Linked DNA regions of Homo sapiens: region 1 is linked to region 2. Evidence: chromatin contacts called from ENCODE Hi-C or POLR2A ChIA-PET data. All regions are on one chromosome and are shown on one strand. Each heading gives the region's core, a stretch centred on a gene start or an enhancer-like site at or near the end of the contact. The rest is flanking DNA. Distances are from core to core; before and after follow the strand shown.

Region 1 (2,820 bases), core at 67-2,566, 34 kb after region 2:
ACTGTCATTCACCACCACCAGCCCTTTGAGAGCCTGCCATTCTGGAACCTTCTTTTCCAGCCACAGTCTTAAGATGATGAGCAACCTCTGCAGAAAGAATGTAAAGTTACAACACGCACACAGATCCCATCAAGATGAGAGTGAGTGGAGATGATGCCCTATTTCCAAGCAGCTCAGAGTGCATGTGTGCCAGACACGAGCGGACTGCCGGAGATAGCTGACACAGATCCGAGGACACAGAAGGAGGCTCTTTAAAAAGCCAGAGCAACAGCTAGCATGTGAGAGGTCTGATTAATCCACCAAGGGCTTATCTATGCATCAACAAACAGCGATGGTCTGTGTCTTGTTCCCTGGATACTTCCTGGCTCATGCAAGACACTCGGTATTTATTTGTTAGATGAGCGATAAATACATGAATACTTAGACTCATTTGTCTCAAATTGCCTGAGGTTTTAACTACCCCAACCAGATATTTTGGAATCATAAACACCCAGGCATTGAATATTTAAATACATATGCAAACACCTGGAGTTCACTAATTTCCTTGTGATTTGTCCCCTGGGAGGCTGTGCACCGCTAGGCAGAGAATGGAAGAAAATCTCTGGTGCTTGTTGATAATCACAGAGAAAGATGAACTTGTGGTATATGTGTATGATAGTGTGTAGCCAAGGACAGGAAAAACGAGACAATGATTCTGTAATGGAAAAAAATCTCAAGTCTTCAATATTTGTCTTTACGAGGACTCCCCTGATCAGCTCCTGTGAGCAGGGCCCCATCCCTTGCTGTCAGTATCAGCCTCCAGGAACCTGCTGTAAGTTTAAATGGGCCCTCCAGTTCTCAAGAGGTTGCTGTCCACTTTCCCAGCCCTGGGACCCTCGCATATGGCTGTCGGTGACTTGTGCAGGAATTTAGTTCTGTCGCCATCTCACCGCAAGAAAGAATGTCCTAACTGTCCAGCAGATGCTGGTTGTCCCCACTCGGAGACAATGATGGACTGGGTAATTCTGTAATTGGGCTAGACCTGCTGCCGACCCACTCTCTGGGCCCCATGGCTCAATGTTGGCTAAGGGAGTAGTGGATTCTGCTTCCACCTTAGTGAGGGCCAAAGATGCTGGAGAAGGAGGTAGGTACCAAGAATCATAGAACAAAGGTGCTTATTAGACAAGGAAGAGATTGCTCCACGTGACTCCAGTGGGCTTGGAATGGGCCTGGGTGGCAGCTGAAATGTGACAGATGCCAGGCAAGCTTTCCAGCTTCACAGAGATCTGACTTAGCCTTCCAGCTGATGCACACGCAGGGGAAGCCAGGGCTGTGGCAGGAAAAGGGGCGTTCCCAGGGTGTGGCAACTAGTGCGGCTTGGGGACAGGGCTGTTCACAGCTATGCTGCTTGAGAGAGCAGGGCTCACTGAGCAAGGAGAAGGGCGGTGGCTACAACCAGCCACATTGAAAAGACGCTTGCTTCTCCTAAATCACAAACTTTCCCTCAACACTGGCGGGAAGCTGTTTATATTTCCCAGCAAAAGACTGAGCAGAGTTTAAGATGAACAACAGATTGCAAACTTTCCTTCTCTTTGAGTGGTGATGGAGGTGGGAGGGGATAGAGACGTGTGGAAACACACAGAGATACAGCCATGATGAATCAGTTTGTCTGCGAAGTATTTGACCACACACATTAAACAAATTGGAAATTAGCAGTCAGCTCTAACATCTCTTTATACCCAAGTGACAAAACTCAGACAATTAAGCTTCTGTTTCTCTGACGTTTTAACAGCAGGAAATAAAAATCTAGCAATAATAGACAGCAAATTCCTTCTTTTGTCTGGAGGGCAGGGGAATGGGGAATAAAAATATATCTTGTACCTTCATCATTTAATAGATTTTAGTGGAATTACCAGGCCAGAAAGTATCCTATTACATGGAAAGAAACAGACTGGGTTTCCAGTTTATTACTAACTTAGGGATCGCTGCATGATTTGAGCTGATGTTTTCTTTTTCTTTTTTCTTTCTCCTTTTTTAATGAAAACGAAAGTCCTTTGTGTGCAGTCTCTCTGAACTTTCAGAACAATGTAAGAACTTTAAGAACAATGTTCTTAAGTCACACGATTCCTTCGGGGACACACGAAGCGCACTTCTAAACCCATAATCCTGGGCTATAAAAAGGATCTGGGGCGGGTGATCAAAGGTGAACTGCCCATTTACAACCTCTCTTTCAAGCCCCCTTCCCATCTCCCTGACAGTTTTATAGAAGTCCTTCTCTTTTGCTCCAACCCAGATCAAAGACTTGGATAGAGGGGTCTCCCCACCCTCCTGCCTGGCATGGAAGGAAGGGATTACCCCCGAAATTAGAAACCCCAGTGCAGTGGGCTTACCCTCCTACCTGGGGGATAGGGGGTGAGACCTGGAGCCTCTCTTGTCAATAGGAACAGACCAGGACAAAGATGGGATAAACTCAGGGTGCCCCGCTCTGTTCTGGCAGCAGAGGAGACAAACTTGCTCTCTCTTCCCTTCAGCCTTCAAAAGAGAAATTCTCTGATCTTCTGTGCACAGGTTTTAGTTAACATCTACAAGTTGCTAGGATCATGTTTATGTTATCAGTAAACCTTCCCTTCCCTCCCACCCAAGTAATAGTCCCCATCCAGAGCATCAGAAGCTCCCCCTAAACTCTGAGTCTGAGATATCGGGGAGCTGAGGGAGGCGGGAAGAAGCTGCAAGGTGTGTGGCATCAATTCAGGTCACAGCCTCATCCATTTGTTCATTTGTTCTCAATACGACTCCCTACTTTTGCCTGGACATGCTGGGATCTGCTTAGGACTTGGGGGT
Region 2 (3,098 bases), core at 526-3,025:
ACTGTGGATTCTCTAGTCTTATAGTTAGACACGTGGACAAGCAGAACGTTTAAGAGTCAGAGGAACATTCCAGGATCTTCAACAGCCCTAAACAAGGTCATTGGCATCCTGCTAGATATGGTTGGCACAGAGCACACTCTGTGACTGACCCTCTCAATCAGCCCAGCATCCTGTCCAGTGGCCTGACCGAGGGCTGCACTGTAATCCTTGTTTCCTTTGAAAGTCTGGAATTCATAAGGAAATAGGGTGGGGGTAAAGAATGGATGATCTAATTTTCCAAGGGAGTATTGGATTAGTCAACAACTTGATCCCCACTGCTGAGATAGCTCCTTTTGTGAATATTTTACCTACCCACCTGCTAGGTCTCAAGGCTTCTGAAAGTACTCTTCCTAGACAACTACACTGAGCATCTTAAAACAGCACAGTCTGCTTCCTTCCCTCACTGATTCTGAAAAACGGAGCCGCTCCCAGTCCCTTTCGTATCCACCCTGACTCCAGGCAGGATAACACTGGATAAAGTCCCCTATATCCTTCAGCATAAAAATCCCAAAAGTCCACTCCAAGGCCTTCTGCCTGCTCTTGTTTAAGACACAGTGGCTGGTCTCTGAAGCAGCCTCTAGAGGCTCTGATGCCAGCCAGTACATTTAAAGATGAGCTAAAGGAAACAGAAGGGTAGTTGGTACACTTCTTTATCTCCCGACATTTGCCTGGAGCAAAAGAAAGAGGAGAATGATGCTGAGATTAAAGCCTCTCCCCTGGAGTGATTCTATGTGGCCTGTTGCGTTGGTGCAGAGAGGCAAGGCAATAAGGCCTTCTGGGGTTCAGCAGAGAGACAGGTCAAACAAGGGTACTGCCCAGGCTGCTGGGGCCCCAATCAAGATGTGACTCTTCTCCAAAGGGAGCAGATGACACGGGCCTCCTTGTACCAGTGTGGCAGCCAGCATGTGTGCAGGATGGGGACAGACACTCAGGATAGGCAGAGAGAGCCACATTACCAAGTAATCAGACTTGTTTACCACTCTTGAGGTAAATGTGGGAAGCCAACAACCAGCATTTTGTAGAGTCACTTGGCGGAAGAAACACCATCCACACAAGTCAATCAAAAATATATATTCTTGGCTGGGCGTGGTGGCTCACACCTGTAATCCCAGCACTTTGGGAGGCCGAGGAGGCGGATCACCTGAGGTCAGGAGTTCAAGACCAGCCTGGCCAACATGGTGAAACCCATCTCTACTAAAAATACAAAAAATTAGCTGGGCATGGTGATGGGCACCTGTAATCCGAGCTACTCAGGAGGCTGAGGCAACAGAATCGCTTGAACCTGGGCGGCGGAGCTTGCAGTGAGCTGAGGTTGCGCCACTGCACTCCAACCTGGGCCACAAGAGTGAAACTCCGTCTCAAAGAAAAAAGGTCTATTTTTAAAAACTACTAACTGAGAAAGAAGTAAGAGCCTTGAAGAAACAGAAAGAAGGAACCTGAGCATGCCACGGCAGGAGAGGATGAGAACGGCATGGAGAAGGGGGAGGCGCAAGCAGCTGGAAGCCCACGGCGGAATGGGCCGGTGCTCGGAGAGCTGTTCGGATGGCACGGGAGCTGATTGTCTTGACGTTAAGTTCCTCGGTGAGGAGAGAACAGAAGTTAATGGCACCCACCGGGCCTGGGTGGAGCCTCAGCACCACCAAAGAAAGCAGATTCTGCATTTGGAAAGCCTAGGCCCTCTCCTTGAACCTGGTTCTCAAGGTTTCGGTGATGAGTCACCTCGTTCCCCCTCACCAGCTTCTGTCTTTAGCCACAGCACTGACGTGTCTGAACCCGCACGCACCTCCTGAGCTGGAGCACCCGTCATCTTCACACCACAGATGACTAACCATGGCCTGCTCACAGTCTCCTCATTATCACGGAATGAAAATGCTACATGCCTGAAAGCTGAGGTTTTGGGAACAGGATGAGAAGAGCTGCGGAAGGAATGGAGATGCAGGTGGCAATGAGCTAAGCTTTTGACAGGCCCTCGCAGTCCTCGGGAGCAGGGGCCAAGTGACCACAGATCCAGAGAGAGTGCTCTCCTTGGCAGGGCCGCATGAAATCTCATTCATTACAGCCTCCGATTAGGTTCCCAGGCTCATTAAAATCTGTGTGCCATTCACTGTTTCTCTTGGATCAGACTGGATTCTACTGTGCAGAGAATTGCCAGGGCTTCCAAGTGTCCAGTGCAGGCCAGATAGCATCTCTTGGCTTCACTTCTTCCTGAAGTTTCTCCCTGTGCTTCTGTGTGCTCACTGCCAAGAACACAAGTCAGCATTCAGGCCCACGGCTGCCAGCTGAAACAAGGGCTTCTGACCCAGACAAAGCCCGCAGATAAAGTCCAAAGCACTTGAGCTAAACTTACTCTAAAAACTATGGCAGTACAGGACAAAGGAAGACACTCGGGTTAGACACAAAGAACCACAGCTAAGGCAACCTTTAAAAAAGGAGAGTGGGCTGGGCGCAGTGGCTCATGCCTGTAATCCCAGCACTTTGGGAGGCCAAGGTGGGCGGATCACTTGAGCTCAGGAGTTCGAGACCAGCTTGGGCAACATGGCAAAACTCCATCTCTACCAAAAAAAAAAAAAAAAGTTAGCCAGGCACAGTGGCATGCACCTGTGGTCCCAGCTACTTGGGAGGCTGAGGCAGGAGAATTGCTTGAGCCAGGAGTACAGAGGTTGCAGTGAGCTTCTCGTGCCATTGCACTCCAGCATGGGGGACAGGAGTGAAACCCTGTCTCAAAAAAATAAAATAAAATAAAATAGGAGAGTAAAGAGGAGCTTTTACTCTATCTGATAGAAAGACATATTATAGCCAGGTGCGGTGGCTCACGCCTGGAATCCCAGCACCTGGGGAGGCTGAGGCAGGAGGATCACTTGAGGCCAGAAGTTCAAGACCAACCTGGGCAACACAGTGAGACCCCATCTCTACAAAAAATAGAAAAAAATAATTAGCTGGTCACGGTGGCACGTGCCTGTAAGTCCAAGCAACTCAGGAGACTTAGACGGGAGGATTTCTTGAGCCCAGGAGGTTGGGGCTGCAGTGAGCCGTGGCTGCACCACTGCACTCCCCAGCCT

What was found. A loop is a pair of places that touch in the nucleus more often than their neighbours do. ChIA-PET counts read pairs that join two places held with the same protein, here RNA polymerase II (POLR2A). Pooled maps may share reads with other maps.
Region 1: a map of cardiac septum shows a loop between it and region 2 (3-fold over the local background). The contact joins two enhancer-like sites. A Hi-C loop is called at or near these places in 3 of 168 maps with a recorded cell type or tissue (PC-3, Right ventricle myocardium inferior and cardiac septum) and 10 of 50 pooled maps. POLR2A ChIA-PET finds 5 or more read pairs at or near these places in 7 of 52 experiments (AG04449, AG04450, GM12878 and 4 more).

What each region holds. Positions count from the first base shown.
Region 1 is chr3:197,426,980-197,429,799 of GRCh38, forward strand. The region is part of intron 3 of LOC105374308 (a long non-coding RNA gene); the gene reads right to left. Among named protein-coding and RNA genes, the nearest start is that of LINC02012, 81 kb to the right of the region's middle. Within about 2 kb of position 1,317, at least 8 of the 41 ENCODE cell types and tissues checked have a DNase peak (open chromatin) inside an H3K27ac peak, as active enhancers do.
Region 2 is chr3:197,392,961-197,396,058 of GRCh38, forward strand. No RefSeq gene overlaps it. Among named protein-coding and RNA genes, the nearest start is that of DLG1, 96 kb to the left of the region's middle. RefSeq lists enhancers at 796-845, 1,110-1,611, 1,219-2,418, 1,336-2,215, 1,738-2,032 and 1 more. Within about 2 kb of position 1,776, at least 13 of the 41 ENCODE cell types and tissues checked have a DNase peak (open chromatin) inside an H3K27ac peak, as active enhancers do.